Linked DNA regions of Mus musculus: regions 2 and 3 are each linked to region 1. The links are chromatin loops, found by intact Hi-C in ENCODE. Cell type or tissue: heart. All regions are shown on one strand. Links, peaks and the distances in the headings refer to the core of each region. The heading gives the core; the rest is flanking DNA. Region 1 holds the start of Nras (neuroblastoma ras oncogene). Region 2 holds the start of Sike1 (suppressor of IKBKE 1). Region 3 overlaps Dennd2c (DENN/MADD domain containing 2C).

Region 1 (7,154 bases), core at 1,163-6,162:
GGGCCCCAGACATCTATAACTCCAGTTCTAAGGCATCTGGAACCCTCCTCTGGCCTCCTTGAGCACCAGGCCCATGTGTGCATAGACATAGCAAAACAACGCGTACCCAGAAATAAAACTAAATCTTCTTAAAAAAGAATACCTCCCCCATAAAGTTGCCAAGAGTAAACAAATTCATACATATTCAGAACAGTGTCTGACCCATTGTGTATACTTTGTAAGTCTGCCAACACCTCGTGCGCCACTACGCCCGGCTGATGGAGGTATTCTTATAATAAATTCAGAAACACAGAGACACACAGATTTAGTATTTTGTCCTAAAGTTACTTAGCTAATTAATAACAGAGCCATGTTTTAACTTTGACAGTGACTAAAGATAGAATGCTGCTGTAAGAGAGAGAGACCCAGTGTTTTGGGGGTCTACCTCTGCTATATGGATGGGCAGTGGTGGTGCATGCCTTTAATCCCAGAACTGGGGAGGCAGAGGCAGAGGCAGGTGGAGCTCTGTGAGTTCAAGGCTAGCCTGATCAAAGAGTTCCAGGCCACACAAAGAAACCCTGTCTTTAAAACCAGACCAAACTTAAACAAACAAACAGAAAAATCACAACAACTCTGAAAATCTAACACCTCTGAACTCAGAATATTGGCTGGGAGTGTTGGCATATACCTATAAAGTTAGCACTTGGAAGGCTGAGGCCAAGTGCTAAATTCAAGGTAAGTCTGGGATACATAGCAACATCCTGTCTCAAAAATGTAAAATGAGTAAGAATGTTGTACTAAAATCCTTAGGGCCCAAATAGCTCTGAAACTCACCAGTTCTCTGAGAAGTCTTACTGTTACTCTGTAGCAGACCCCATTTCCCGAGTAGTACCGTGACAGTACACCACACACTCAGTGAAAATCAGATTCTTCTCTTTTTCTTTCTTTTGTTTTTTGAGACAGGGTTTCTCTGTGTAGCCCTGTCTGTCCTGGAACTCACTCTGTAAACCAGGCTGGCCTCGAACTTAGAAATCCGCCTGCCTTTGCCTCCTGAGTGCTGGGATTAAAGGTGTGCACCATCACTGCCTAGCAGATTCTTTTTAATATTTGGGGTTTAAAGATGGTCCATGGGCAAAGGCGCCTGCTAACTAAGCCAAGATGCCCAGGCCCTAAGGAGGGAGCTTTTATTAGCTGTCTTCTGCCTCCCATGGCACATATCTGCTGTTGCACTTGTTCTGGCCTCCACAAAACAAAACAAAACAAAACAATATCACCAAAATGTTAAAAAGTTGTATGTTTCCTAAGTCCATATACTTTAGTATAGTTTCAGAGCACATACAAATTTTTTGTTTCAGAAAATATCCCCAGTACCTGTAGAGGTTAATATCTGCAAATGATTTGCTATTATTGATGGCAAATACACAGAGGAACCCTTCGCCTGTCCTCATGTACTGGTCTCTCATGGCACTGTACTCCTCTTGTCCAGCTGTGTCCAGTATGTCCAGCAGGCAGGTCTCACCATCAATCACCACTTGCTTTCGGTAAGAATCCTGGGAATATGAAAGAGTGAGGAGGTGGTGGTGGGGGGGACAAGGACAGGCTCAATCTTTATTTAAAACCAGAGAAATGTAATTAACCAGGATGAATACGCCTACCTATGTGATTTACCCTCAACCCGCTAACAGTAGCATGAATAGCAAACAAACATACACATACATAATCACACGCATGCATGCACACATGACATAAGGGCAGGTGAATTTATATCTGTGAGTTCAAGTCTCAGGCCAGCCAGGGTAGTGCAGTGAGACCCTGTTTCAAAAAAAAACAAAACAAAAACAAAACCAGCCTGAGTTATGAGGTTAAGACAAAAACAAAAAACAAACAAACAATAACAACAACAACAACAAAAACAAAAAACCAAAGAAAACAAAACCACTAATAAAAAATAACAAAACCAGAAACATCTAGTATGGATTTATGGCCAAATTCTTATTTTTATTATATAATAGTCCAAACTTAGAAGACCTTATCTGTGGTTTTGGAAATGTGCTTATATTTTGTTTCATGAATATATTAAAATGTAACCTGTGTAGACATCTGAATTTAACTAACATTCCTGTGTGTTAGAACAGGTTTACACATGAAAAAAATATTTGGTTTTTGTAAACAGGGCCTCAGTAAGTAGTTCAGGCAAGCCTAGAAATTGAAACCTCCTCCCTCAGCCTCTTGAATGCTTACAAATTGGACTTATACATACCTGCACCATTAATCCCAGGGAAGTGATAGAAATTTAACGTCATATAGAAATATGAGACTTGTAAGGATTTAGGTGATTTTCCTCAATATCCGTAACTAAATTGTGAAGAAATTCCTAGATACAATGACTCAAAATCTCAACTTGTTTCTACCCCAACTCAATCTGGACTAGATCAAAAATGACAACTTCAGACTATCCAGAGCTCTGAGTTCTCTATCCTCACTGTATGATCGCCTACAATCTTTTTCCTTGTGACCTACGTTTCTATTAAAGAGCTGTGACATAAAGAAACAATGAAAACTGTGTTCTTTTAAAAGGAAATCCTCAGTAAGCACGAACTTGTTTACTGCTTTTTTGGAATACCTCCTTGCTTTCTCTTCTCTTTACTTTCAAAGAGCCGTTATGGGCAAGAGAAAGCCCAAAGTGAGGATAAGGGCCAGGCAGGGGCTGGGCCTCACCTCTATGGTGGGATCATATTCATCCACAAAGTGGTTCTGGATTAGCTGGATCGTCAAGGCGCTTTTCCCAACACCACCTGCTCCAACCACCACCAGTTTGTACTCAGTCATTTCACACCAGCAAAAACCTGTAGAAAAGCAGCAATTACGATTAAACTGGCAAACCAAACCTACAATACTTCAAGGGCTTCTATGAGTTTACCAAACTCTTCTGTTTCTAAGGCACCCATTCGATACACGTGGCCTTCCACTAAGTTCTCAAAGTGATTCAGAAACATAGCATTCCTTGCAGATGAGTGCGGGCCAGATTATTGGATTAAAGACCAGCGACTATTTTTTCAATCTACTCGGCCCCGCCCTCAGTTTACGGGAAAAGAACCCCCCTCTTCCAATTCCTGCAAACCCAAGCTCTGGGGTCCGCCTGGCACAACCACTTCCCGAAACTCCCCTTTCCGGCTCCGAAAATCACCCCAGAGCCAGCCAGAGTCCCCCACCCAAGCCTTTGTTTCAGCTCGCCAAGTCTCCGCGTCTCCCCGCCCCGCCAGGCGTTCACACGCTGAGAAGTCCGACGCCAGGCAGGCCGGAGCTTTACCTCAAACTCCGCAGACCCCGCCTCGGGAGGCTTTTGGACTTCAACCTGAGAAGCTGTTGGAGACCCCGAAACCGCCATGAACAGCCCCCGCCAGGGAGCGGCACTTCCGGCCCCACCCGCTACGTAATCACTAGGCGCCCAAGGCGCCCCAGTCCCCGCCCCAGCCACGTGGGCCGACGACTAGAGTCTTGCAGCCGGCCGCACCCAGTCCAGCCCCGCCCCGCCCCCATTTCAATAATGAAAGCGCTAGGTGCTAGTGTCTCAAAAATCAGTAAAACTTTATTCGCTTCCATTCTTTCGCCATTAACATAAAACCGGAGAAAGCAAAAATGTTTTGTGTTTACAAAGATAAACGGCCTCTTTACCCAGAGTTCAAAACCTCAAATGACAACGGGGAAGATGAAAGCGCCCTCCCCGACAACCCCTGAGCTGACCCTTGTCATTGTTAGACAAAAAGCCTTCACTCCACTTGCCAGGGACCCTGTTTGGGGCCAATTCAAGATGAAGGCCGAGAAATCAGGCCAATCCGTTCCCGTGATACAAAGTTGAACAGAAGCTACACCAAGGATCAAGTGCCTGTATTGAACAGGGCACTGGAACCACGGGGCTATTTATTAAAAAAAACAGGATTCATTTCAGGCACAACTTTTTTATTATTATTATTTTTTTGTTCATTTTGTTTTTAAATCAGTAAAAGAAACTGGGTCCTAGAAGCTGCAGTGATCTAAGCAGCAGCAATTTTGTGCATTCGTCTTTTGTTTAAATATGTTTAAATTATCACACTGCTGGCACACTTCATTTGCATGAAATTCTGCACCACACATACTAATTGTAGTAAAGTTATTTACCCCCCCCATCCCAGGAAGAAAAAAAAAAAAAAACTACTCGGGAAGATAATTTTCACTGAAATGTAATCAAACTTCGTTAAGTGGATTGTGACAAGATTATAAATGATATGAAAATAACATTTTAACATTTGGCCATCAACTTAAGAATATCGTTTGCTATATAAATTTTTGCAATTTTTAAAGGTAATATATTCTACCTTCATATGGTCCTCAGAATTAAAGCATAATGAACAGGGAAAAAATAGGAAAAGAATGCAGCTGAGTGTTAAGTCATGAAGGTAGAGTATATACTGACTAGAGTGCAGAATTTCATAGGGCCAACAAAGTAACAGTCTGCATTGTTCACTTACACAGGCCAAGTGGAATTTGCAATTACCAGTTGCGTTAAATGCACCAAATAAAGCTCCTAAATTGACACTATAAGGCGCCACCTTTAAGTTTTCCAGGCTGCAACTGTGCATAATTTTAAAATGGTTTCTTAAATTTATTTATTTTTTTCTTTAAACATAACACGAGGAAGGTGTTAAAACTGGTGTAATAGCTCAATAGAATAAGTATTCCAGATTTTGGGAGGGATGAAGAGAAAGATATTCAGAACCCTTCACCAGAATCCCCCCAACTCGACCATAGTGAATTAATGATGTGCTTTGTGGACGTGGTTAGTCAATGACACCAGCTTGACGGATCTTTCTTTCTGCACCAAATCCCTATGAAGAAATATAACAGTTAATGATTTGAGTGTATTGACAATCACAACATACAATTCTAAAATCAACTATGAAAGTATTTATCATATCCACTACCAATTCTCTCCTAAGAGTAAGAAACTTATTAAATAGAATATACCAAGAAATGCACTTCTTGGTGTAATCAGTTATCCTACCATGGGCAAAGCAGAGAGTGGGGAGTTCAAGGCCACTCTAATCTACATATGAGACCCTATCTCAAAACGGAAAGAAGTGCTTCTTATAGAAAGCATCTACTCTATTAGGGTCTGAATTAATGTGTTAGGGAGTCCAAATTAGTGATAAGCAACCCTTGCTTGCTTCACTAACTTCTTTAAGCTCAAGTAAGATTATTAGTTGACCTCCCTCACATCCCTAATGAAATCATACCATTGAGTTATCTGGTCCCCTTGGCTGACGAAGAACCATTAGACGTGGAGCACTGGCATCATCCAGGGTGATGTTCTTTAGGCGATTGACCAACCGGTCAGGTCGAGGAGCTGCAACAGCTTTGGGGCCTTCACTGTAAGAGTGAAAGTGAGAAGAACCAACAATTGCTGGGAAGAAGGCAAGCAGTTGTATGTTCCCTACCCAAATGACTCACTTTTAATGAGGGAGACTCTTCTTGCCTCATCTTAGCTAGCAAGACAAGACAGACAAGTTTATATATACTTCCCAGCTCAGAGTTTCAACAGCATTGGAGCTATAAAGAATCCTAGACTTGTCAACAGAGAGACTAATTCCAGATACACAAAACAAGGTAAAAGATGTTAAAAAAAAAAAATCTTGAAAAAAAGCCAAATATGAAGAAATAGGTCTAGATTCCTATCTCTTAAAGGAACAATGTTGAGATTAAAAACCTAATAGCATAAGTTAGAATGACTAAGGTATAAAACTGAGACCTATCTCAAACATTTCAGCAGCACAAAGTCTAAAAGTGAGTAGACAGAAAGAGCGAGCCAATAAGCTAAACTCTTAAGTACAAGGATCATATAACCGTTTAGTATTTAAGCTACAGCACACACAGTGCTAACGCATCATAGTACCTAAGTGTTTCTCAGGTCAGGGTTATAGGACTCAAAGCCAGACAATAAATACCAGAGATAGAAAAATAGATATGGTGGCACATGGCAGCAAGCTGAAAGTAAGGTAAGTCACGGATATAAAACTGAGACCTATCTCAAACAAAGCAATGACTAGCAGAAAAAGACAAAATTAGATAGAGATAGAAGTGTAAAATAGTTCCTACTAAACCCAGCCAGAGGAGAGTGGCAAAGAAAGCACAGAATGCATGAATGAGTGAGGGATGAACTCAGAGCAGTTATTTCCAACCATAATAAACCATAGAAACTCACCAGACTCGCCAGACATTACAGGCACTGCACTTCCCAGTGCGCTGATTAAGGATCACTGAGAATTCCACCTCATCTCCTGCCTGTAGCTCAACGCCATCCTGAACTTCTTTCACATGGAAAAAGAGCTTCTTGCTATCTCCTACTTCATAGTTAATAAAGCCAAACTGGAAAAAGAGCACACACAAAACAAAATTTACAATGGAGAACACATACCACAGAAAGGAAGAGCAATTCACTTTGAAAGATAATGCTAACCCTAATTAGAAAGGACTTAGAAAACATGGCATTACTAATGATGAGCTAAATTCAGCTGGTGTATGATAGAATTCATCAGGAAAGTCATACCTCTGAAACAACTGCCATTCATTCTATTCTAAGCATGACTAAGACAATCCCCACCAAGTGACATTATTAATAATCACACTTATTTTCTCCTCACTAATGTTGTTACTTTATCCCTTGTCCCAAAGCAATAAAGTCTAAAAAACTGAGACATCCATGAAAGTTTAAATGCCAGTACTCAAGAGGGTGAATTCCAGATCAGCCAAAACAGCATAGAGAAACCATGTCTTAAAAATAAACAAGTAAGCAAGCAAGCAAGCAAGTAAATATTGGCTGATGACTTTCCCTGACCAAGTTCAGGACAGACTGCACATCCAGAGACATAGCACTTAATTACCTGATCTTTCACACACTCCACAGTAGCCCTACGAAGGGGTGTGATGTTGTAGGCCATAGTTTGTGCATTTTGGCCAAGTACACACAACTGGAACTTGACACTCTCCCCTTTCTGTAGGCAATCCCCTTTGTTGGCCATCCCAACTATGCCAAAAGGATACACTTCACCTTTCATATCCCCTGTAAGCAAAACAGTACAAAATCTAAATATACACACTAGAAATACATTTTGTTACCTTATTATTTTCTTTAAACTTAA
Region 2 (7,154 bases), core at 1,514-6,513, 63 kb after region 1:
TTTCCTGGAACTTTTTCTGTAGACCAGGCTGGCCTTAAGAGATCTGTCTATCTCTGCCTCCAGAGTGCTGGGATAAAAGGCGTGAGCCATCACTGCCCAGCTTCTGTACTGCTATTTCTTGATCAAGTTTAGATTTTATGTATTTGACTTTCTATTACTGCGAGAAGTCAGCTCACACATGACCTGTTCCTCCTCCCCTCTGCTTTTCAAGTATATTCATATACTTAATAGATATAGCAACCGAGCTCTGTCCCCAGCCCCACAGTTGACATTTCCCCTGATTGCTGCTGACTACATTCATTTATTTTCCTGAAAAGGAAATAAATAAAGGAGAAATTGAAATTTTAAGTCACTAGGACACAAAGAACATTAACACTGCCAACCAAGGCAACCCAGGAGGCCGAGGCTGAGGCAGGGCAGTTTTGAGCTCTTAGCCAGTCCAGGCCCCATTCTGAGATGAACCCCTTCCTTCCTTCCTCTCTTCTTCTTTGAGACATTTTTGTAAAAAGGGGGAACATTATTATACTGCAGTGAGGACAGTGGTGATACATCCCAAGAGCCTCTAAAACTCACAACCAGTGAACTTAACAAAATAAATAAAAGAAAAAGAGGTGACCTTCTGGCAGTGAGAGCCTTACCTCCAGCTGAGCTAGTCTCTCCTGAACCTTACAGAATTGGTTATCGTCCACCTGAACAGCTCTCCGCATCACTGCTCCCATTTCACAGATTCTATCGATCTGACTTTCAATCTCCTGTGAAAATAAGATGAAGAAAAGGTTCCTAGTGATGAAGACCATGGAACGCATGTACAGGAGAATTTTATGTCTATTAAAACCTTGAGAAGTAAGAGTAAGTGGGAAGTGGCTCCCTTTGTACACACTACAGAAGTTACATTGCAATCATACTATATTTCGAGCTATAATAATATCAATCTATCAATCTGTGGCATTTCAAATAATTTCCAATTTTCAAAAGAATGTTTGATATCCAGGGACCAGGTGTGGTGGCATACACGTGTAATCCTAGCCCTTGGGAGGCCTAGGGAGGAGGGTTAGGAGTTAAGAGGCCAGCCTGGGCTAAATGAGACCTAGCTGCAAAAAACAAAACAAAACCCTAAACAAACAAAACACCCACCCAACCAACCAAAAGTAATATAACAGACAACTCAAATATTTAGATATTTAAAACATTCAAATATTTTAAACATTCCATTGCCTAAAACTCCTAACGATAGAAGATGAAACGTGGTGCATCTTTCACTGTAGTAAATAGTTGCTTCCAATTAATTACTACAGTAAAAGCTAAAATAGGGCAAGGAAACACCCTACAAACTGCAAGGTAATTGCTGGCTCCTCCAAGTTAAACAGTGAAGGATCAAAGAGGAGGAACTGCTATAAAACAAAGGAACAAGACCAGCCCTCCCCCCATAACACAGTCTGAGTCATTTGATGAAGTTAGTGACTGCTTGCTATGTGGAAGCGAGGGATAAAATCCGACTCATGCCCTTGGAACTATAAAACTTATGGCTCGATAGAATGTACAACAATCAGCTAAGCAGTCACTGAATGCCTTCAACACTAGCTGGTATCACACTTGCTATGTAGCCCAGGATGGCCTACTCTCAATCTTTCTGTGTCAAGCTGAAAAGAAATCCCTGGTGAGGGAGGTAACTTGACCACTAAAGGATGGAAGAGGCCCTTATCCCCTTCCTTTATTCATGTCTTCACAAAGCCACAGCCAAATTCAGAGTGATTATGAAAATATGCAGAAAGAGGAACACTGTTTTCTGCAAACAAAGGAACGACCCCACGATTTCAGTTCAGTTTATTTACAATTTATTTATCAGTGTTTCTTACTGCAGAGTGAGACTGGTGAGCTTTCAGAACTGGTTCGGCATCCACGGCTTTCTTAGCGACCATTAACTGTAACATCTGTTTCCGGTACTTGCTCATGATCAGTTCCAACGCATCCTGGTGCTCCTCCAAGGAAACCCACAGTTCTAACAACAAAAGCAAACATCTGGACAATGACGTCTAAGACTGGTCTCAAGGCAAACCTCCTAACAGCTGGAGCTCTCAGACACTCCACGGGACACTGGGAATCCAAAGTTGGAAATCAGTATTCAAGCCCACAGACGTGAACAGTGTACCTGAAAACCAACTCTCTAGGCAGTAGAGTCTTGTGCAAATAAAATGGGACGTGTAATCACGAGGCACGGATTTGAATTCAGTTTTCTAATTGACTTCTCAGAAGCAAAAATGAGCTCATTAAAATTAAAAAAAAAAAACTACATTTTGTTGATTTGTGTGAACCACGGCACATGTCGGGTCAGAGAAGAACCCCCAGGAGTCAGTTCTCTCCTTAAACCACGTAGGCCCTTGGAATGGCCTCAGATCCTCCAGCTTGGCAGTTCAGGCCTTCTGGCTGGTTCCAACTGGTGTCTGTGAACCTGTTTCTTAGCTGCATTGTGTAAATACTTGGTCAGGGGCATAGAGTGGAATGGCAGATGTAAAAGGGCTCCATCAGACAACTACCATCCTGCTGTCATCAACAACCCTAAGACTATGTATTTGGGGGACGAAGTTCTAGCCTTCCATCTTGCACAGGAACATTAAAGAAACGTCGATCTTAACTTTAGTGTTCACTCTAATATCGAAATGTTACATTTGGAGACTATGAACTTTAGTTATAGAAGCCTCCATTTGGTATGTGGTCACTCCCCAGCCATCTAACAATTCAACTCTGCTAAACTACTGAATACATCTTTCAAGGTCATCAACCAGGAAGACTTTTAAAAGAGCAATCTAACAGATTTTACTGTTACCAGTTGACCCTTGAAGCACTGATCTAAATATATGTATGCGATGTGCACGCTTGTGAACTGTTCAGGCACTTGTGTAAGAATGTCCAAAGTAGTATTACCAGAAAAAAAAAATCCTAGACACACACACACACACACACACACACACGCCTGACTAACCTCTGTTTTCCTGCTGTAAGTCTCTAATCTGGGTATTCTCTTGAGACAGCAGAATGTGAGGTTTATATTTAGACATGTCCTTCACGTCGGATGCATCCTCTTGATACTGGACAGAAAGACAGACTAAGGCACTGTAAACATGGGCAGGTGCTGCGGAGGAGGCAGCAGTCCCACCCACGACACAGGAAGCTCACACATCCGCCCTGCCCTCCAGACCAAGATAAATCAGGCCGCGCGACCCCACCCACCCGCCCGCAGCGTCCACCCCTGGGCGCGGCTCGGCCCCCGGCCGACCTGCTCGGGTAACACGGCGCCCGCCTCCCGCATCGCCGCCACCCGCCGGTGCAGCGCAGCCGACTGGTCCACCAGCGACTCGGCCGCCGCATCGTGCTCGCGCAGCCGCTCCAGCAGCGTCTTGGCGTCCGTCAAGATCTTCTCGATCGTGCAGCTCATAGTGGCCGAGGAGGCGCGCCGGGCCCGCTAGCCTAGGCGCTTCGCTCAGACCTTACCCGGCCCTGGCTCAGCGCGAATCGCGTCACTTCCGGGTGCACTTTAAAGGCGTGGTGGCATCTCGGTCGGCGCCTGCGCAGAGGTGGACTCTTGGTTACCCTCAGGCTTCGCCACAGCCTTAGCCTTTCTAGGGTGGAGCAGCAGAGGTCGGATTGGTGCCACATCCTGGTTTTTCACGAAGTTATTTCTGTTCCGGTCTTAGTTCAACTTTTCTTCTGGTTTTGATTGATGTAGTTTGTTATTTAGTAATGGGATTGTAACAAACTGATGAAACAGATACTCACCCCCAATAAGTGGTAAAATACACCGGAACCTCTCCTTTCCTCCCTCCCTCCTTCCATTTCTTCTCTTCTTTCTCCTCACCTCCCCCTTTTCCTTTTTTCCTTCCCTCCCTTCTTCCTTTAAACGGTGAGCAGTGTCTGGGAATGACATCTGAGGTTGTCCTTTGACTTCCACAACTGCACTTGTGTATGCAATCAGTTAGATGCACACGCGTGTGCACATACACAAAGGAAAATCTTTCCTTAGTGCAATGTTGGAAGCCTTTTGATTTGGGAGCTATTCTGCTATTCTACAGCACTATGGCTGACTGTGTTTAACGAGTACGGTGGCTGACAGGGAATTCTTTCCTAAAATATTTTTGTCCAAAAGAGTCTAGGACAGTAGAATAGTAGTAATGCTGTGTTTTAAAGAATCATTTTCCCTGTCCTACAGTCTCTTTTATCTTGAGTTCAGATGTAAAGTTTAGAAACACGTGATGTTTGGTGTACTTTTGTGATTTGGGGAAATGCCTATTGTAAAAATTTTACACTTACAAAACTGTGTTAAGAGGTTGCCTCTGGGAAGATGAAATAATTTTCATTCGGAAGGAAAACAACTTTGGGAAAACAGAATAATAGCCTCGAATAAGTTTACAACAAAGACCAGGATATATTTGCAAACGTTTTGTGAGGAGCGTTTCCCAGGACTCTTAGAAATACTTGAGGAGTACACAACCCCCTTGAAGTCACACAGGATGAGGGCTCAGATTATGTGAGCTGGACATTAAGGGGTAAAGATCCCCTCAGTTCTGGAGAAATTGGGGGACACTTGAAGGTTGTACTGGTAGCCCAAATAAACTTACCTAAGGCATGTGGGCATAGGTTAGGACATTAGGAAGGGCTGAAGTGGGGACAAGTTTTCGGTTGCCAGCAGTATAAGTCTCAGGTGAGAAGGGAGGGGCCTCTCCTGATGCTCCCAGCCACCGTGCATGAGAATACCCAACTGTGAACAGGCTAGTTTATTTGTTTCTAACATTTCACTTAGTTTCCCCCCCTTGTCTCCCTGGTATTCTTTAACTCTTAATTCCTTACATTTATATATTGGATTGTAGCTGTTGGGCCCTTGGTCTTGTCTCAAGGACTTGGTGCATGTGCAAGTGTGCAGAGAAACACAGAGAGATAGAGAGAGAGAGAGAGAGAGAGAGAGAGAGAGAGAGAGAGAGAGAGAAGAGAGAAGAGAGATGAAAGAGTGAAAGAGAAGAGAGGAGAAAAGAGAGAGACTAGTACTTTGGGTCTCAAAATGAAGCTATGGTGTTTTGGGATGCTGAAAATGCTTTAAGGTTAGATTGTGCAGATTGTAGAACTCTGGGACTGTAAGCAAAACTACTGAAGAACACACTGTGTAGTGTGGCAGTGGCTGTTAGGGTGATACCTAGGGATACAATGACACACAACTGAAATGCCAGTTCCCTCATGCAGTGCCACACACCCAAGAACTACAGCTCTCTAGTGCATAGAACTCTACATCATTTTTTACTGGTCTTTATTGTCTTGGGATGACCATAAATAGGAGTATAGAAGGGGCAGGGCTTGTGGAAATATGTGGGGACAAAAGGCAGTGATACACTAGACTTTTAATTCTACAGTATAAACCACAGCTGGGAGGTTGTGCACACCTTTGATCTCAACACTCAGGAAGCAGAGGCAATCAGATCTCTTATTTGAGGCCAGCCTGGTCTTTAGAGTGAGTTCTAGGACAACGAAAGCTACACAGAGAAACCCCGCCTCAAAAAAACCAAACCATACCAAAACCCCACTCTAAACAGCAATTTCTATGAACAGAATAAATTTAGCTTTTAATAAATTGGAAAATTGAGTTGGATAAGTTTATTTGCTTACTTTTTTCTTTATAAAACTGTTTGCGGGTCAGCAAGAGGGCTCAGTGGGTAAAGGTGATTGCTAGGATTTACCCATAAATTGTCCTCTGTCCCCAAACCCTTATTAATAAAAAATGCTAAAAAGTAAGATGAGTGCCATTGGTTAGCAGATAGAGGCTCTTGCATACAGGCTGACTGCCTGAGTTTGACTCCTGGATCCCACATGTTGTTAGGGAAGAATTATGCGCAGGAGTTGTCCTCTGACCTCCACACAGGCACCTAGCACTCTATTTCTCTCCTCTCTCTCCCCCTCCCTCTCCCTCCCTTCTCCTTCTTCCTCCCATACCCCTCCCTCTTTCCCTCTTACTTTCTCTAAATAAATAAAAAGCCTTTAAAACAGTGAGTAGTCTCTGTGTATGTGGAACGCATTGGCAGGGTTATGACGTCAGCTATGCTATTTCCATGGGGCCCATCAGGGACTGTGTGGGTGAATTCCTCTCTGGATGGTTGCCATTGTTTCCGCAAGGCTTCAGGATTGTCAGTATTCTTAGTAAAGTTTAAGGAATGTCAAGTGACTCCCACACAATGTCAGCATTTTGGGTATCATCAGACATTTTTTTTTTTCCTTTAAAAAGTAAAAGAGGGATTTTTCTGGTTGATTTGACTTAATGTATCATCTTTATTAAGTAGAATAAAAACAGGGCTGTCGAGAAGACTTGGAGGGTAAAGGCTCTTGCTGCTGAGCCTGACAACCTAAATTCAATCCTGAGACCAATGTGATTGGAGAGAACTTGGATCTGCAAGCTGTCCTCTAACCTCAACATGCACTTTGTGGCATGTCCCCACCCCCTGCCCCACATGGGAAAAATTAATACAATTAAATTGAGCATATCCACCCAACGCACCTAAGTACCTTTACATTTTTATTTTTTATTTTTACATGTTATGTGTTTGAGTGTTTCAGTTGTATGCATGGAAGTGCACTTGTGCATGCAGTATGGCCAGAGCAAAGCCAGAAGAGGGCATCAGATCCCCCTTGCAACTGGAGTTACTGACAGCTGTGAGCTGCTTTATGGTGCTAAGAACTGAATCTGAGTCCTCTGCAACAGCAGCTAGCGGCTATAACTGTTGAGGCTCATTTGTTTGTTTGTTTGTTTTACAAGACAGGGTTTCTGTGTGTGTGTGTAGCTCTGAATGTTCTGGAACTCACTCTGTAGACCATGCTAGCCTCAAAGTCAGAAATCCACCTTAAGAATGTTAGGAATAAAGGCATACACTACGACCACTACCTGGCTGTTGAGGCATCTTTCCATCCCCCAAAGTATCTTACCGTCATCATCACCACCACCCCCACCCCACCCCCATCATCACAGCAATACTGGATATTCATTGGCTGTTTGTGTTTTAGGCATGGGCAAACAGCTACAGGTATTACTTTAGTCTTCACAGAGTTTTATCAAATGAACACCAATAGCCAGGTATGGAGGTGGACATCTTTGATCTCAGCACTCAGGAGGCACAGGCAGG
Region 3 (7,154 bases), core at 712-5,711, 96 kb before region 1:
GTTAGCAACAAAGATTACCCTCCGCTCGAGAAGGAGAGAGGCACAGACCCGGATGAGATGACGCACACTCAAGCATTTGAAAAGGCATTCAAAGTCCACATGTTCCAGGCGTGAATCGAGTGGTCGGCAGAGTTCAATTGACTGAAAGACAAGGGAAATCCAAGAGCTGATGCTGGACCTTACCCTCAAACGGCAGCATTAACCGACCATCTTGCTCTTTCTCTAGTCTGAAAACGTCTGTTACTTTGGGCCAGGTAGGGTAGGGTGGCGCACTTCTAATTCATTAAATCCTAGTACTCAAGAGGCACAGGCAGGTGGATCTCTGAGATCGAGTCCAGCCTGGACTACAGAGAGTTCTAGGACAGCTAGGGCAACAAGTGATACCGTGTGGTGATCAGGGGGAGGTGTGGCACAAAGGGTTTATGAAGCTGCTGTTAAGTTCTGGTAAAAATAATTTCATTTGATAAATACATATATATATACGTGTGTGTGTGTGTGTGTGTGTGTGTGTGTGTGTGTGTGTGTGTGTGAGATTTATCATGTTGAGACTGCCACTAGAGAGGGACCCAATCTATGTAAGGTAGGAAACCTGGGGCCGAGGATCAACTAACTACCTCACATATTCACTCAGTGTTTCTAGGAAGTAACACCCATTCCCTTGCAAGGTAAAAACAATTCCTCCATGAACAAGCTCCTGGCAACTGTACCAGTCGCTGCAAGGCTGGCTTTGAAGTGGCTACTTCAGGGGATGAATTTACTTACCTCATCTCCAGCCCCAGGGAGGTAGCTCTTAACTGTGATGGTGCGGCCAGGAGCTGGGAAAGGGGCTTCCATGACACTTCGCATGAATGGGTACACAAGGGCTGGAGACATCTCTCTCCTCTTCTCTACTTCATCCAGGATCTGCATATGTGCATGCACACAGACCAACAAACACACCCCACAGTTTATTAAGGCCTCAGACCAGAAACAAAGAAATCCTCCTATAGATAAATTACAGCAGTAGAGTCAAAACAGACAGACAGACAGGCTCTGCGACTCTGAAAGCTCAAGGATACATATCCTGAGGACACCCCAAAATTATGTAAGTCAACTTATTTAGAAACTATTTTTTCTTTTAAAAAAAATAATTTTATTACACTTATTGATTGTGGGTGTATATGTGTGTGTGCGAGTGTGTGTGTGTGTGTGTGTGTAGGTATGGCATGCCATAGCTTAAGTGTGGAAGCCAGAAGATAACTTGTAGGAGTTAGCTGTTCCCTTTTCACTGTGTAGGTCCTGGGATTGGACTCAGGTTTTTGGGCTTGGTAGCAAGTGCCTTTACCGGGTAGCCATCTCAGCAGCTTCTAGAGACCATTTTTATTTCACTAACAGGCAAAGAATAACAGTGACAATGATATCCTGTAAACTGGGTCTAGAGAAAAGCAAGGTAAGATATACTTCAGGATATGATTTTTAGAACTATGAGTTTGGGGGACTGGAGAGTTGGCTCCGTGGTTAAGAGCACTTGTTACTCCTGTGAACCTGGGTCAGTTCCCAACACTCACATGGTAGCTCACAACCAGCTAAACTCCACTCTCAGGGGATCTGATACCTTCTGGCCCCATGGGCACCATGTATACATGTTGTATACAGACATGCGTGCAATCAAAACACCAGGCGCACAAAATAAACATAAATCTTTAGAAGAAAAAACCCAAGCTGGTGACCGAGTGCACACCTTTAATGCCAGCCCTCACAGAAGCAGAAGGAACTCTGTGAGTGTGAAGCCAGCCTGGTCTACAAAGCAAGGTCTGGGATAGCTGGGAAACCCTTTTACACAGTGAAACCCTGTCTTGAAAGGTGGAGGAAGAAAGAAAGAATGAAAGAGAGAGGGAGAGAGGGAGAGAGAGAGAGAGGAAGAGAGAGAAAGAGAGGGAGAGAGAGGGAGAGAGAGAGGGAGAGGGAGGGGGAGGGGGAGAGGGAGAGGGGGAGAGAGCACCAGACCCAGGCATTTTTGCAAACTAAAACCATTATGGAGGAATCTGGTCAGTTTAAGCCTTCAAGCCTATGGGTTATTATTCTTGCACTGTTAACTGTGTTAGGAGAGGGACACACATGTCACAGCACACATGTAGGGAGAGGACAGGTTGCTTCTTTCCCTCCAGCATGTGGGTTCCAGGAGTCAAGCTCAGGCCATCAGCCTTGATGCAGAGTTCCTTTACCTGCTGAGCCATCGTGAGAGTCTGAGCCTGTGGCTCTTCACCCATCAGAGGGTACTTTTCAAGTAGTACATTAAAGTCTGTGCCACTCAGTACTCTCCAGTGAAGCCGGCAGCAATAAAACGGCCTCAGACCTAGAGGGCCATCACTCTCCCACAGATACTCGCTTCACTCACCTTTGAGAAAAGATTGAAGCAGCCCAAGCGACTAACCATGCAGTACACCTCAGGGAGCCGCTTTCCCCTGCCTTCTGGCTGCAAACACACAAAACAAGCAGAGCAAGGGTTCACTAATTTTAACTGTTAATATTTATTTAATAGACCCCTCCTCTGGTGGCTGACACTTGCCCCAGACACTGAAGTCGACAGACTATGAGTGTGCATAGGCTTCTTTTCCTATTGTCAGTGCAGGAGCTGAACCTGTCGTCCTGAGTGACAGTAAAGGGTGGGGAGTACTCAGGAGGAAAGCATGACTCCCCCAGGCTTAGTGACCAAGCAAAAGACAAGACCTAAGATAGAGGACGAGGAACCTGGCTTCTCCCGCCACCTCTCTGGACAGTATTCTTCAAACATTCAATCTCTAGGTTACTTTCTCTACTGCAAAGGAACAAGCCAGTGAAACCCTCAGCCTTTCTATTCTGGATCATTCTATGGCTGACCTTCACCTTGCTCTTACTATGTAAAGCTACCATAATTTCTTTTTTAAAAACTTTACTTTTGTTTGATGTGTACAGGTGTTTTGTCTGCATGTATGTTCCTGTGTGTGCAGTGCCTGTGACATGCCAGAAGAGGGCACCAGATCCCCTGGGACTGGAGTTCTATATTCATAACTGAGCCACCCTTCCCATGGCTGCTGGGAGTGGAAGCTGGGCCCTCTGGAAGACCAACCACCAAGCCATGTCTAGCCCTAATGGAGCTTCTTGGTTGTGCAAATAATTAAGGAACCCTTAAAGTCATGTAGGGACAGTTCTTCTCAAGTTGCTAGCTGGTCTTTCTTGTTCCTTAACCAACTTTGTGGCACCAATCTGGAACTCACCAAAAGCTTCTTACAGTAGCCAAACCACCGGCTTCCATCTTCTCCAGTCAGCACGAAGGAGAAGGTTTCACTGAAAACAAAATGAAACACAGCTGCTTAAGGCATTCACTGAACAAGTAAAAGGAGACATTTGTGATCTAGGAGGCAACAGAAATAGCCATTGATCTCAAGTCATATTCACCTGCAGAGGGCCCGGCCTTGTCCTGGTAAGTGAGTGAGTATGGCACAAGCTGTTGGTATTGCTCTCCCCCTTTTCTTATTTACGCTCATTAGCTACTAATCAATCCTGTTTCCCTTTTGTTGAACATGTAATTTAGCCAAACATACAGGTAAGCAAGCTGTAAAGGGTCTTGATAATGTCATTTTCTCCCTTGCAAATTCTTCGGTTTGGTTCTGAGGCCATATGGAACAGTGATAGAAAAGACCATATCCTGGGCTGGGAAGATGGCTCATTGGATAAAGTGCTTGGCACACTAGTAAGACCTGGATACAGACCTGCAGGTCTATACCAAGCTGCATGCAACAACATCTGTAATCTTAGCTCCCTACAGTGAGATGGGAGGCAGACAAGAGAATCGCCAAAAGGGGGATTAAGGCCAGCTAGCTTGACATAAACAGTGGAGACAAGAAACCCTGTCTCAAACAAGACAGAGGCAAAAACTGACACAATGTTGTCCTTTGTCCTCCACACAGGAGCATGCATGTCAACCCTCTGTGTACATGTGAGTACAGAGCAGAGGCATGGAATCCTCCTGAACCTGGTAGTACAGACAGCTCTGAGGCACTGGACCAAAGGTCCTGGGACCCACACGCAGGTCCTCTGCAGAAGTACTTGTTCTTAACTACTGGGCCATTCCCCCGTCCCACAAAATCCTTTAATGCTTCAGTTACCCACATCTATTAGGCTGAGGTCTCCCTCTGTACAAGACCCACAAAGAAACACCCTACACAGGAACACAGAATCTGGGCTGTGGCTTTTTCTGACAACTTAAAGGAGAAATACGACAACTACAATTGTTCTGCTTCACTGTTTCTAGGTTTAACCCAGTTATTTTGGGCCATTATCTAACTGAAGGTGATGTGGACCCATTTTGAAGGATTGGTAAACTAAGGGTATTCGCAAATTTGCTTCTCCTTACACTGAAATCAATGCTTTTCTTTCCTGAGCTCTAATTCCTCCCCAGCCCCAATGAAGCTTGCTCTGCAGTGGTCACTCATGTGGCTCCCTGCTCCTGACTCTACCCGTTTGTCAGAGATGGACTCTGTACACAGTTCCAGCAAACGGCCATCAGGAGCTGACTTACCTCTTGAGTTCTAAGGTTGGTGCGCTGTCCTCTGAATCAGGAAAACAAAACCTGGGGATGACTTTGAGCCTTTCCTCAGTGTCTTTGGACTGCTTGTAGCCATGGTCACCCTGAGAGAGAGCAGCACAGAACATCAACCTATGAAAACGGAGAGCAGAAGCTAACAAGCCTCAGCCTGGTCCTGGCGCAGCCCGAGAGAGTTTCTCTCAGGGACACTTGCGCTGCTTTACAATACAGAGGACTGACAGCACCCTAAGAATAAAGAACCCCACGAGCAGACTGAGCCAGCGAAGACCCCATAACCCAGGGTAAGGCAGAGAGTGCTGAAGTTTCTCATCCAGAAGAGCAGCTGGACTCAGTTCTCAGCCTGGTGGGAGGCCGGTGTTTTATGAATCATGGAATTTAAGATAAATAAAAATCCCTTCTATTATACAGCAAAAACCTAGCCAGCTGAAATCATTATCTGATTAATAATCAGAGATGTTTAGAAAAGGCAGATAAATGTTATTTAGAGGTACTATTTTTAAATGTTGCCCTGTATATAATCATTCCCTTAGCTTTGCTACCTAATTATAGGGTTGTGACTTCCTGTAAATTTTCAGCACAGAAGACTCTTACAAAAGTGTGGTATGAGTCTGATCTGGTGCTGTCCACCTATAGCCCAGGTTTTCGGAGGTGGAAGCAGGAGAATTAGGAATTCAGGGCTAACCTTGGCTACAGAGAAAGCTCAACGTGAGCCTGGGATGCACAAGACCCTGTTTCAAAACAACAAAAAAGTGATACTGTACTTCAAAAGGCAGTCTAAATTCAGTTAAATGAAAGGACATGAAAAGAAATGAGTAGAACTATCTATAAAAAGCAGCACAGAAATCTCATTGGGATACAGCTTTTAAGAGAATAAATCAAAGTTTTGAATTCTTTTTAAAAAAATGCACATATTCTCTGCCATGGAGTTCTGCTCTGAAAGCTCAGCTCCCAGAGCCCCTGCCTAGCAAGCGAGTGGGCTCAAGCCCAGCACCACACGTGAAAAAAGCACCTAACACATTTTGTTAGTGGTGACACGGTATGTTCACAGTCATCACAGGTGTTCCACAAACAATCCAGACAGGGCTCCACGGGGCTCTCTCCATCCCTCCAACTGACAGCACCCGGGGCACAAAAACAGCAAGCAATCTACCTGGGGGCATTTGTTTTATTTTTAATTCTGTGTATGCCTGTGTGGCTGTGCATATGAGTGCAGTTGTCTGCGGAGGCCAGAGAAGAGCATTGGATTCTTGGGTGGTGGAGGACCAGTGGTTGTGAGCCACCTGACATGGGTGCTGGGAACTGAACCCTGGTCCTCTGCAAACACAGCAGTTGCTTTTAACCATTGTGCCACACTTCCAGTCCCACTGAAGGCACTCTTGACACATCTGACCACGTAAGTATACGCTCCTCTGGTACAACATCTATTAATTCAGGCTCAGCTTTGCTATAAAATTAATTAAAGCTTGGGAAGGGGAATGTGAAGGTCTTCCTAAGCTGGACATGGTGGCACATGGTGGCACATACCTGTAATCCTAACACTGGGGAGGCTGAAGCAGAGGGTCATGAGGTCAGGGCTGACCTGAGTTACACAGGGAGTTGAAGTCTAACCTAGATTACAGTGTAAAAATGTTTAAAAGGGAAAAAAGTTCTCTCCAGGCAGGAAATGTGATTACTCAAAGGATATTTCTTTAGATTACAATAGTGTTATCTGACTGCGAATTGCTGAGACATGCACTCCTGTGTAAACTGAAGAACTTTATGAGCACTCTGACTTGTAGAGTTATTCACTATGGGGATGTTGCTAAGGTCCCCTTCTCTCCTGGTTCTTCTTAGAAACACAGTCTTTCCATGTAGCCCAGGCTGGCCTCAAACTTTTGATGTTCCTGCCTCTGCCTCCTAAGTGCCAGGATTACAGGCGTGTCACCATACCTGGCCGTGTTAAGGCCATTTGCAGGAAATGTCTTTTAGATCCCCAGTACAGTTGTACTTCGTCATCTCTGGTGAAACACGCAATTCAGGGTTAGAGAGTCCAGCCCTACAGTGACCAAGCAGTCATCCAAATAAGAGGTATCATTGACCATTGAGGCTCATGTCTAAAAATCCCAGTATATGGGAAGTTGAGGCACAAAGTCAGTCTAAGCTACATACTAAGTTCTAGGACAGACTGGGCTATACAACAGAGCTTTGTCTCAAAACAAACAAACAAACAAACAAACAACCCTAAGAAGTGCTTTGGTGCAAGTAACAAACGGAGAGTGGAGCAGGTGAGCGAGTGCTCTTAAGGGTCCCTCTGCTGAACGCACAGTTCACAGAGACGGTCCTCTGTGCAATGAGTGACAAAAATTAAATATCAAATAAAACATAACTTCAGGGACCAGTGAGCTGGCTCAGCAGGTGCGGATGTTTACTGCCAAGCCTGGTGAGGCAAGGCTTATCCCTAGAAACCTTATGACAGAAGGAGACTAGCTCTCATCTCAAAAACACGTGGACAATAAAAAGTACTCCCAAACTAAACCAACAAAACAGACTAAAAAAGAATACCAAAAGTAAAAGATTAAAACAAAACCTTTGGCCGGGCGTGGTGGCG

The links. Peaks named below come from ENCODE experiments on the same cell type or tissue, not always from the same donor. Only the 100,000 strongest peaks of a DNase experiment are listed, where the experiment ranks them.
Region 2: it touches region 1 in a loop (8-fold over the local background); 4 of 42 quality-filtered maps call a loop at or near these places.
Region 3: it touches region 1 in a loop (2.5-fold over the local background); 8 of 42 quality-filtered maps call a loop at or near these places.

The regions. Positions count from the first base shown.
Region 1 is chr3:103,054,576-103,061,729 of GRCm38, reverse strand. Csde1 (cold shock domain containing E1, RNA binding) reads right to left here. Exons shown (of 19, transcript NM_001161854.2): 16 at 6,897-7,075; 17 at 6,218-6,381; 18 at 5,253-5,385; 19 at 3,544-4,844. The coding sequence ends at 4,797. It overlaps Nras (neuroblastoma ras oncogene), which reads right to left and starts at 3,445. Exons shown (of 7, transcript NM_010937.2): 1 at 3,290-3,445; 2 at 2,698-2,825; 3 at 1,351-1,529. The coding sequence starts at 2,808. In heart, for the core only: no CTCF peak of the experiment used is centred there; a DNase peak (open chromatin) is centred at 3,429; H3K4me3 peaks cover 1,750 bases; H3K27ac peaks cover 1,502 bases.
Region 2 is chr3:102,992,088-102,999,241 of GRCm38, reverse strand. It overlaps Sike1 (suppressor of IKBKE 1), which reads right to left and starts at 3,502. Exons shown (of 5, transcript NM_025679.3): 1 at 3,275-3,502; 2 at 2,981-3,086; 3 at 1,857-1,999; 4 at 639-752. The coding sequence starts at 3,433. In heart, for the core only: no CTCF peak of the experiment used is centred there; DNase peaks (open chromatin) are centred at 1,991 and 3,521; H3K4me3 peaks cover 1,749 bases; H3K27ac peaks cover 1,677 bases.
Region 3 is chr3:103,149,789-103,156,942 of GRCm38, reverse strand. Dennd2c (DENN/MADD domain containing 2C) reads right to left here. Exons shown (of 19, transcript NM_001384113.1): 9 at 4,541-4,650; 10 at 3,237-3,306; 11 at 2,378-2,455; 12 at 763-903; 13 at 1-141. Among named protein-coding and RNA genes, the nearest start is that of Bcas2, 18 kb to the left of the region's middle. In heart, for the core only: a CTCF peak has its summit at 2,981 (motif pointing right); no DNase peak of the experiment used is centred there.